Regions from separate parts of the Mus musculus genome. Here region 1 is linked to region 2. Evidence: chromatin loops called from intact Hi-C (ENCODE). Cell type or tissue: left cerebral cortex. All regions are shown on one strand. Links, peaks and the distances in the headings refer to the core of each region. The heading gives the core; the rest is flanking DNA.

Region 1 (5,388 bases), core at 269-5,268, 970 kb after region 2:
TTTGTTGACCACCCTGAAACTCTATTATTTATCTATTTCTGAACTATCACATCTAAATAGTAACTTCCTTAATATTCCAATCATCAGAACCCATTCTTATGCAATTTAGACTGGATTTGAACTTATGATTCTCCTTTCATAGCTTTCTGAGTGTTAGGACCATACCAGCATGGCTGCCTCAAGGTTTTAACAAAGTTCAGCAGTTGGCCATTTCTTTCTTTATAATATTGTGACCTATTGTTTGCTCATTTATTGGTAGGAATTTACTTAGTATTTCACTGATTCCAAATAGCAATCTTTGTTCCAAAAGCCCTAGAGAACATTATAATGGGAACAGTTATATTTGATGTCATAAGAACAAAGGCTATCATTGGTAAAGTAGAAACTTCTATTTTCTTTGAAAAATTGGTTATTAGAAATGTTATTTTGTTTGGGCACATAGGTGAAAGGATGTCTTGCTAAAGCAAACATGTGAAAGAATGCTTTCCTGAATCAGACACAAGTGTAAGGATGTTTTTATATAGCAAAGAGATGAAAGGATCCAGGATGAAGGAATATAAATATGACCACACAGACAGTGGAAGACAAGCACTGAGAATTGGTTTGGTCTGCTCCACCTTGGTATTCATCTCTAAGGCAAGCATGTATTGGTTGGCCTTACATAGCATTGTTGAGCTCAACTTGGGTAACAACACCATTGAGAGAAACTAGCAGTTTGCCACCTCTGGCGCCTCAGCTCAGGCTCACTGGCAAGCCCTGTCCTTCCTTCAGGATCTATAGCTGCTGGTTTGTGTCTGGTTTCTGCTTGCTGAAAGGACTGAACTGTAGCTGCCAGTTCATACTTGATATCTGCTTGCCTAGAGGACTGGTCTTCAGATGCTGAGTCATATTTGGTGTTTGCTGTGGGACTGAACTTCTGAGAAAGAAGTTTGAGCTTGCCCCCAAAGAACTATTGCTGAACTCCTATTCAGAACTATTGCTGAATTCCTTTCCCCCATATCCTAATAACTTTTCTCTTCCACTACATCTGCTGGGTGGTGGGCTAGTAGAGTGGTTGAACTCTTATTAAAAGTAGGTTGAAAAAATTATACCTAAATATTGATAACAAGATTGCTTACTTAATAAATTGCAATAAGGAAAATGCAATAAGGTTAAAACAAGAATAAAATACAATCTAGTATATGAAAATAGGTAGGAGCATGGAAGAATATATATGTGTGTGTGTGTGTGTGTGTGTGTGTGTGTGTGTGTGTTTATTTCTCTGTATAAAAATGCATTGACTCAACATGAACTTAAATTGAACATTTTACCTCAAAATCTTTCAATAATTAAGATTTATATATCACAATATTACACTAAACTCAGTTTAGAATCTTCTCTCAACATTTTGTTACTTGGTAAGAGCAGTAACCTAGTGACATTAATGACTTTAAATTTAAATTATATATCTCAACATTTTATCTTATCTATTTGTCTTAATTAGGGTTTTATTATGAAGAGACACCATGACCAAATAAACCCTTATAAGGAACATTTAATTGAGGTGGGCTTACAGTTTCAGAGGTCCAGTCTAGTATTATCATAGCAGGGAGCATGGAAGCACCCTGGCAGACTTGGTGCTGGAGAAGGAACTGAAAGTTGTACATCTGGATACAAAGGCATCCAGAAAAGAGATTGACTCTTTCACACTGGGCAGGGCTTGAGTATTATGAGCCCTCAAAGCCCACTTACACAGAGACACAATTCCACCAACAAGAGCACACCTACTAATGATAGCATTTCCCATGAGCCAAGCAATTCAAACAACCTAATTCCACTCCCTGGCCTCCATAGGCTTGTTTAAACACATGAGTCTATGGGGGCCATACCAAGCCATAACATAACGCAAAATACATTTAATCCAACCTCAAAAGATTCCAGTGTACAATAGTCTCAACAACATTAAAAGCCCAAATTTCAAAGTCTCTTTAGAGATTAATGCAATCTCTTAACCATAATTTCCTATAAAATAAAAATAATAAAACATACCACATACTTCCAACATATTGTGGCACAAGATATACATTACCCTTCCAAAATGTCATAGCGAAGAAAACTGGACCAAAGCTAGACCCAAAACTAGCTGGGATAACTCTGCATCTCCATGTCTGATGCTCCACTCCTTTCAGCTTTGATGACTCCAAGACACTTTTTTCTTTTGGGCTGGTTCCATTCCCTGTTAGCAGCTTTCCTTGGCAGGTGGCCTACAGCTCTGGCATAAATACCATCTTGTGGTCTCCAAGGCAACTTCAACTTTATAGCTTCCTGTTCCAATGTCTGGGATCCACACATAATCTGGGAACCTCCAAAGGGCTTAGTTCACATCTACAACTTTGGTCTCTGTAGTATTCTAGGCTCTGATTGACTCCTCTTCACTGATGCTGCTGTTCTTGGTGATCATCCCATGGTACTGGCATCTGGAGTCTTCTGCTGCAACTAGACTTCACTAATAGCTTCTCATGGCTTTCTTCATGATACAATCCTTAGCATCTTTTTATCTCTCTTCTCTGAGCTGTAAATTGCAACTGAGACTATACCTTCACCAATGGCCTTTCCTGGCCTCTCACAGTGCCCAACCTCAGCTGCTCTCCATGACCCCACATGCCTTCAAAGCCAGTTCTACCTGGGTGATCCTGACATATTACTAATTTTGTCTACCAGCATGATGCCTATCTCTGGAAAACAGCTTCTTTGTGCAAACAAACAAACAAACAAACTTCTTCCCAGAAGATTTCACCTCAGTGATGCAGGTGTTTTTCTTAATGACAAGTAATTTATTATCTTCAGCTAACCAGCACCCCAGTAACTCCCTATCTTGAGGACTAGAACCAGAGCCACATCACCATAGTTGTGAAGTGCTAATTCTCGCTGAGACTGAATTAAGCCCCTTTTGTTCTTTGTTATCACCAGCATTGTATTTTTCAACTTCTTCACTACCTATGCCTGGCTGTCCTTGAATTTTCCTCTGAAGACTGACGTTGAACTCAGAGATCTTCATATATCTGTCTCCCATGTTCTGAAATAAAAGGTGTGTATTTGGAACTTGCACTGTCCCAGCCTGGCCTTGAGTTCAGAGACCTGCTTGCTTCTGCTGGGATTAAAGGCATGTATACCTTTCCTAGACCTAAATTCAACATGGCCACTATGCTTCAAGGTCTGGACCACAGACGTGTCCCCATTTCTAGATTGTAGTTCATTCCAGATTAAAAGTCCAAATGCAATCAATAACCAGATCATAATAATGCCTACATGATTAACTATCCCTTGTTCAACTGCAAAAGCATAAACAATAAATTTAGCTGGGTGGAATCTTGCCTCAAGATTACCAGTTCCTTAATTACTTTTAATGTCCTTAAACATAGTATTTAGCTCCATTTGACTTCCTGGTGCCCCTTTAATACTTGAACCAAACATTTTGTATTTTTCCTTTCTAAGCTTGCTACACTTGATCAAAATGATCTTCGTGAGAGTAAACCACAGGACAAAATGTAAACTTGGTTGATTTGAAACTTCCTTTGTCAATGCAACTCATCTGAGTCTCTTCACCTTAGCCTTAGGCAGACTCTTCATACAAGAGCAAAAAAGCAACCATGTTCTTCACCAAATGAGTAAAATATTAATCATACTGTTAAGATATAAGAAATTTAACTGAGTATTGTAGATGAGAATAAGGAGGTACACTGTAATGAGTAAAACATGTGCATGATTGATTCTACATGTCAGAGTCAATGTTCTTTATTGTTTTAAGACCTAGACTCTCATTCTTCATTTTGCATTGGTGAGTTGTACTTAGAATCATTGAAGCTATTTCAGTTGTTCAACCAACCATTAATTGCTTGTAGTTTTTTTTCTTTCTTTCTTTCTTTTTTTTTTTTTTGAGTAGGGCTGGGACTCCACTAGAAAATGCTTCTCATGAGAGTCAAAGACCATCTAACAAATACCCTAGTTCCAATACCAAGCATATCCTTTTGAGTTGTGGTTGAGGTAGTTCAAGGAACTACCAAAATCTTTTGTAAAGCAAAAGAATAATGAACAACACAAAACAACAACAAAAAGTACAACTTTTTGCTCCCATCCTTCAATGAGCTATAGCACAATGTTCCCTTTTCTTCACTTTCACACTTGCATCAGTCAAGTACACTTTATAATCCTAGGTTTTTTCTGTTTTTTGTTTTCTACCAGTTCCGACCTTCTGAAAATGATCTTCCGTCTGAACTTACTAGAGATTCCTTTCTTTCCTTTAATGACCTAGAGCTCTTTATTTATGAGTTAAGGTTCCTCCCTAATCTTCTTATTTCCACTTTCACTTCTAGATGACAGTTTTTCTGTGGTCCACAAAGCATCCAAAAGCCTGAATTTTACTTATTTCTTTATTAATACTGTATGTTCTTTCCTGGAGAAATCTAAGTATTCTTATGATGATTGCTTCCTTTTTTTTTAATTAGGTATTTTCTTCATTTACATTTCAAATGCTATCCCAAAAGTCCCCCCAGACCCTACCCTTCAATCCCCTACCCACCCACTCCCACTTCTTGGCCCTGGTGTTCCCCCTTACTGAGGCATATAAAGTTTGCAAGACTAAGGGGCCTCTCTTCCCAATGATGGCCGACTTGGCCATCTTCTGATACATATGCAGCTACCGACATGGGGATCCATCCCATAATCAGCCTCCAAACGCTGACAGCATTTCATACACCAGCAAGATTTTGCTGAAATGACCCTGATATAGCTGTCTCTTGTGAGGCTATGCTGGGGCCTGGCAAACACAGAAGAGGATGCTCACAGTCAGCTATTGGATGGAGCACAGGGCCCCCAATGGAGGAGCTAGAGAAAGTACCCAAGGAGCTGAAGAGGTCTGCAACCCTATAGGTGGAACAACAATATGAACTAACCAGTACCCCCGGAGCTCGTATCTCTAGCTGATTGCTTCTTTCTTATAAGATGATACAAATTGAGGCCAGTGTGTCTTTTAACACATATGAAAAATCAAATCTTCATGATGCCTTCAGAATTACTTTGCTTGTTAGCTCAATTTAAATTATTGTTTCCTCTTTGAATTTATTATGTGATTTACATATGTCTTTATTCATTGATACATTGATTCATTCATTAATTTTTGACTGTGTGTGTATGTGTGTGTGCATGTGCGCACGTGCGCACGCAAGCTCAAGGGAATACATGTAGAGTCGGGTATATATGTAGATATTAGAAGACAACTTTCAGGAGCCAGTTTTCTATTCTAGAATGTGATTACCAAGAACAGGATGCAGGTTTTCAGATTTGGCACCAGGAATCATTATATGCTGAGCGATCTCACTGGTCCCTGTTGACTGATTTTGAATATACTCA
Region 2 (5,388 bases), core at 140-5,139:
GGCATCAAATACATGAAGTATCTTGTAGATGTACAAACATTTCACAATAAAAAGCAAAAACTACTCTTAAACTATTCAGAAAGTCTCCAGGAAATTGAGAAATATGCTTTATACAAGAATCAAAGGTCTAAGAACTACGAAGATGACAAGTCCTCCTTAAAGACCCTCAGACAAGCAATGACTTCACCAGAAACTCCATTTAAGTTTCTGAATAATAATTGTCAACCAGATATTACAATTTTTTTAAAGAAACAAATGATCTAGGATAGGCAAAACAATGTTTTGGATAGGATGAATAATGTTAGAGAATTGAAATTGACTCAAGACTCACTATACAACTATTGTAACCAGAAGTCACACATTTATGACCCACACTTGTACGGTTAGCCACTAACAAAGTTGCCTAGGTAATCTAATGTGGGTAGAGTTGATCGTTTCAGAAAAAAATGCAGGAACATCTGGATGCTGGTGTGAAAAATTAATACAAGCTGAAAACTAAAACTAGCCTTGACTGCCTATCTATGATGAATGAATAAGCAAATATGGCATAGTCTTCCAATGAGTCACAACTCAGAAATAATGTGGGGTAGCAACTGTTTAATAGGATAATCAAGAGAGGCAGACAAGAAAGAGTGCATCTAATTCCAATTAGGTAAAATTCTTATGTAGTAAAATTATGTTGCCATAGACTTTTCTGTGGAGTCATAGCCATTTGCTTAAAAGGCACAAAAAAAAAAATAAAAGGATCATTCTAGAATACAAGTGTCTATTGCTACCAAAATCTTCCTATCCACATATTCTTGGAAACCCTATGTTTCTTGTGTATGTAATTTAAAGATGATGTTACTTTCAGTTACAGATAGAAATCAGGTTTGAAATGAGTTTAAGTCTATTTGCTAAAGGAATAAAATACACAGTATACTTTATAATTTACCAGATCTTGAGACTACTAATTTCAAAGTTGTGAGACATGTAGGTAAATGAAGATTTGACAGACTGTTGGTAGTAACAGAAGTCACTATTGTTGGCATTCTGTCTAAACTCCACCCCCACAGATACCTGGCAACAGCCAGGCAGGGCTGACCTTACAAAAGGGGCTGCTTACCCACTCCTGTCTCTCTTATGCTCTTGCTTCTCTCTTACATCTTGCTCATCCTCTCTCTACGTGGTCATGGATGGCCTCCACTTATCTACTCTCTCCTTCTCTCTGCCTTTCTCTGCTTCTACTACTCTCAGGGCTATACAGAGAAACCCTGTCTCAAAAAACCAAAATAAAAATAAAAATAAGAATAAAAATAAAAAAATAAACTCTACTCTATACGATACTATTGTTTAGCTGGTCTCTAAGTGGAGAGATTAAAAATTAAGCAGTGTGAACATAGAAAAACACTAACAGATTGACTTTATTTATTATTGCTTTGTTAAATCTTCTTTGGTCTTTCTCGATACAATTTTGAGAAGCTATGGTGCTTGTGGTCATACTCAGTGAATCTGCATTTCTGGTCAGACCAAATTTTCAGTTATAAAGAAATCTGCTGGATTTGAAATAAAAATTTCCAACTCATGCACATCACTCTTCTATTTCAATCCCTTTTTCTCTACTTCGTTGCCTGGTAGAGCTTCTTTGGTGGATCTTTGCTGTTTCTCTACATCAAGACTGACCCATAGCTCAGCTGTAGCACTGCTATGGAGAGAAGGAATCTCAGTACAAGTCATTTAACTATTTAAACTCAGAGTGTAGGGTTGTCCCCTTGGTAACTGAAAATCAATCATGATGGGACTATTTGTACTCTAGGAAACTGTTAGCTGTTTTGAACTAGGATTTTATTCTCAAGGGCAGGCTATAGTCTATGACTACAAGCTGGAGGCAAGTAATGAGGAAGGACATGGTTTTGGTGTTGTATCTCACCCTTTTCCTTTTTCCTGCTCCTTTTTCTTAAGGAAAAAAAGGGATAAAGTCTTAGAAAATAAGGAGAGAATGTGTCACTTAACTGGCACCATTCCGTTCTGGTCGTTGATGCTGTCAAAGTGGCTGCCATCTGTTGCTGGCTTTCCTTTAGAGAACTATCATAGAGTCTTAAAAGTCCCTGCTGGATCTCCACTGTACTCAGCTCTCTGCTATTGATGCTAGGTTACTTGGCTGAACTTTTGAGTCTCTTTTTACAATTTAACCCTCGCAGTCATGGGCATAGCTTCTTCCTAATAAGGTTTCTTTGCCTGGTAGATCTTCTTTGGTGGATGTTCTTTATTGTTGTCCTTTTCATGGAGGACAGGTCAATCTCCTTTTCTCTTCGTAGCACTGATGTATGAGTCCTCATGCATTTTGTCTACAGCAGAAAAGAGAGTTGAGACATCTGTATTCTTGTCCTTTTTGATTTATTCCTTCCATATCTAACTACTCCAGACACTAGAATTGCTCTAGTTAGATTTTTATGTTTAGAATGATCTAGCACAGTGGTTTTCAACCTTCCTAATGCTGTGACCTTTTAATACAGTTCCTCATGTTGTTATGACCCCAATCATGAAATTATTCAGTTGCTATTTCATAACTGTAATTTTGCTACTGCTAGGAATTACAATGTAAATATCTGATATGCAGGATATCTGATGTATATTGCTCTAAAGGAGTTGAGACCCACAGATTAAGAACTGCTGCTCAGGCCATGAACAGGCAATATGTCTGCCATCACTTACTGTATGTAAGAGGGCTCTGCAATGCTCCTAAGAGTTTCCTCGCTGCTGCTCTTCCTGCGACCCCATGATGAGCCCACTGACCTGTCATCATTCTTGGTGGAAGGAGAATTTGTCCTGCTTATAGTATCCATGGATTGTAATATTCTGTGTTCCACAGATGGGAAAACTGAGACACAAGAAATTTAAGCAACTTGCACCAAGTTAAGCAGCAGCTAAGTGGCACTGTTGAGATTTAGCCAAATGTGATTCAGCTGCACTATTTATGCGTTTGCTCACAAACCTCTGCCTCCCTATGAATTAGTAGGGAAAGTATGTACTAGTATATCAAGTATGTCAAGTAGGCTTTTGTTAATATTCACTGACCACCTATAAGGCCCCAGGATCTGCACCAAGTACTTTATATATAATAGTTCTCTAGGACAGTAGCTCCAGCCTTTTCAAATTTGTAGTTAACAAATATGCAGTGAATACATTTTTTCTCTATGTCCAATCCCAAGGTCATGGTATTTTTAATTCTACTATGATATTAAATTGGGATGGTTTAGGGTATATATTCATTTTTTGCTGTTCTTTATAGTAACTACGAGAGAGAGAGAGAGAGGCAGAGAGAGAGAGAGAGAGAGAGAGAGAGAGAGAGAGAGAGAGAGAGAGAGAGAGAGAGAGAGAGAGAAAATCTGGTAGGCAAGAGCTCTGATAGGCAAATATCCAAGGATTCCAAGGATCTCTTCTATTCAGAATAGAAAAGGTGAGTTTGATGGACAATGAACTATGAACTCTTTGCCAAGTGCTGTTGAAAGGTTTCTGCACAAGTTAGGGAAAGGTGAATTTCCAAGATGTCCATGTATCTGCCAAATCAGTATCTTTCAGAGCCCAGCAAGGGGAAGGCAGATGCTTCAAGGCGGTCAGACTTCCCAAAATTCCCTGAAGCTTTTGGGCAGTGCTCTAAACTGGCATGGATCCGTGAATGCTGGAGGAGGGCAGCAGGCAGAGTGACTGACCTTTTCCCACTATATGATTGAAGAATGAGATGGGGTGATTATCCATGACAGTAATCTTTCCCAACATCCAGACTGCACTTGATCTCAAGTTAGAGGTGGTTCTCAGAGTCACAGAAACTGGCAAACTTGGGCATAGAGCAGCTTACCTGACAGAGATTGTACCCTTAGCCAGAGTGCCACCAGACAAACATGTCTCCTACCTTTTTCTCTCTTTCTTTTAGTTCTCTTCTTCTGTCAATCTGTCTGTCCAAATGATGCTTTCTTATTTACCACACATTTTAAAAAAGCTTTTTTCCAATTCTGCCCTTTACATAATTAAACATTATTATTATTTTTTTAATTAATTGGAAGTAGGGCGGTGTTATTTTAATGTAAGAGAGACAAGCATAAATACCAATTTATTGATATATTCTCACTAATCCACACATTTACTTTATAAAGATAGTTTTAGGATATGTTGTATGGTTGTTGATTGAGACCATGAGGTGAGTATGGAGGGAGAGGGTAGACCAGGATCTTAGGAGCAGCTGTAACATGCAAGGAGAAATCTTCAGTCCAGGGTGAGGAAAAGTGACACATTGAAAGCATGGATATCCCAGTGAAGCTAAAGAAACAGTTTTCTTACTACAGGTGCATGCCACAGCATGGCAGTCCTGCATTTAGATATCACAGTGAAAAATTTTCTCTCACTGTTATACTACCACCAAAATACAGGTGTCTTTGTATGTTCTTCATGCTCCTCTCTCACCAAGAGATAATCTTAGGATGTTTGTGGATATACCTAATTAATTACATTCTGCTTCCTCCTGTGTATCATTTCTACCATCACTGTGGAATAGCAGTGCCCACATAGAAAATTTTCTCCTAAAAAACCTTTTCTTCAAACTCCTGGTTGAAAAGCTCTCCCCAAAGAGAAGAACTATATTTCTTGGCTACAATAAAAAGATCTGACTTAATGGTGTACATATTTGATAGCCAAATAGTTAACATTTAGTTCAGGAACATTTTAACTAGCCAGTATGTTATCAGTTTGGGAGAGAGTGGGATTAGAATAGTGGGAAACAGTTAGGGAAATCTTTTTCTCTCTCTCTCATAGTTCAAGGTCTCCTTTGATAAGATAATTTAAAAGTATCAGTTTGAATTGCCTGATGGGGAGGGTGGTTCCTTTAGGAGACTGTGACATTTGGAGTGGCCTGAGAAGAAGAGAGAGATCCACAGTTTCTGCATGAAGTTTGTCACCTATAAACCATTTCTAGTCATTTGTACATTGTAATACCTGCTTGTCAGCTCCCTTTTGCGCTCCAGGTAAGTCAGTGTATGTTGGCTTTAAATGCTTATAGGAATATGGATTCTGGCAAGAAGACGGATGCTCCCACAGGATGCTCAGAACTTTATAAGAACAGATGAGCATTTGCATAACTTTCCATGAATGAGACAGCAGCCACTGGCGATTTTTAATTTATTTCCCACCCAGAGGGAGGTCTTGGTCAGATGGACAGTGAAGGTTTAGTAAAACAGGACAAAGCTGCTAAAAGAGTGAAGAGAAAATAAGCATCAAACAGAACTTTTCTGCACTTGGATGTTGAATGAATGGTATAGGAATCAAAGATTTGTTTTCTGGGCCTTGCTGACTGCTGAAGTTGAATATGCTGCTTTGTTTCTCTTACTCTGGAATAATACCATCTTACTGCCCAAT

What was found. Peaks named below come from ENCODE experiments on the same cell type or tissue, not always from the same donor. Only the 100,000 strongest peaks of a DNase experiment are listed, where the experiment ranks them.
Region 1: a loop joins it to region 2, with 5 times the contacts of the local background. A loop is called at or near these places in 2 of 42 quality-filtered maps.

Annotation. Positions count from the first base shown.
Region 1 is chr7:87,947,276-87,952,663 of GRCm38, reverse strand. All of the region lies in intron 4 of Grm5 (glutamate receptor, metabotropic 5), which reads right to left. Among named protein-coding and RNA genes, the nearest start is that of Gm24249, 140 kb to the left of the region's middle. In left cerebral cortex, for the core only: no CTCF peak of the experiment used is centred there; a DNase peak (open chromatin) is centred at 2,248.
Region 2 is chr7:88,913,205-88,918,592 of GRCm38, reverse strand. No RefSeq gene overlaps it. Among named protein-coding and RNA genes, the nearest start is that of Tmem135, 420 kb to the left of the region's middle. In left cerebral cortex, for the core only: a CTCF peak has its summit at 2,907; a DNase peak (open chromatin) is centred at 2,926.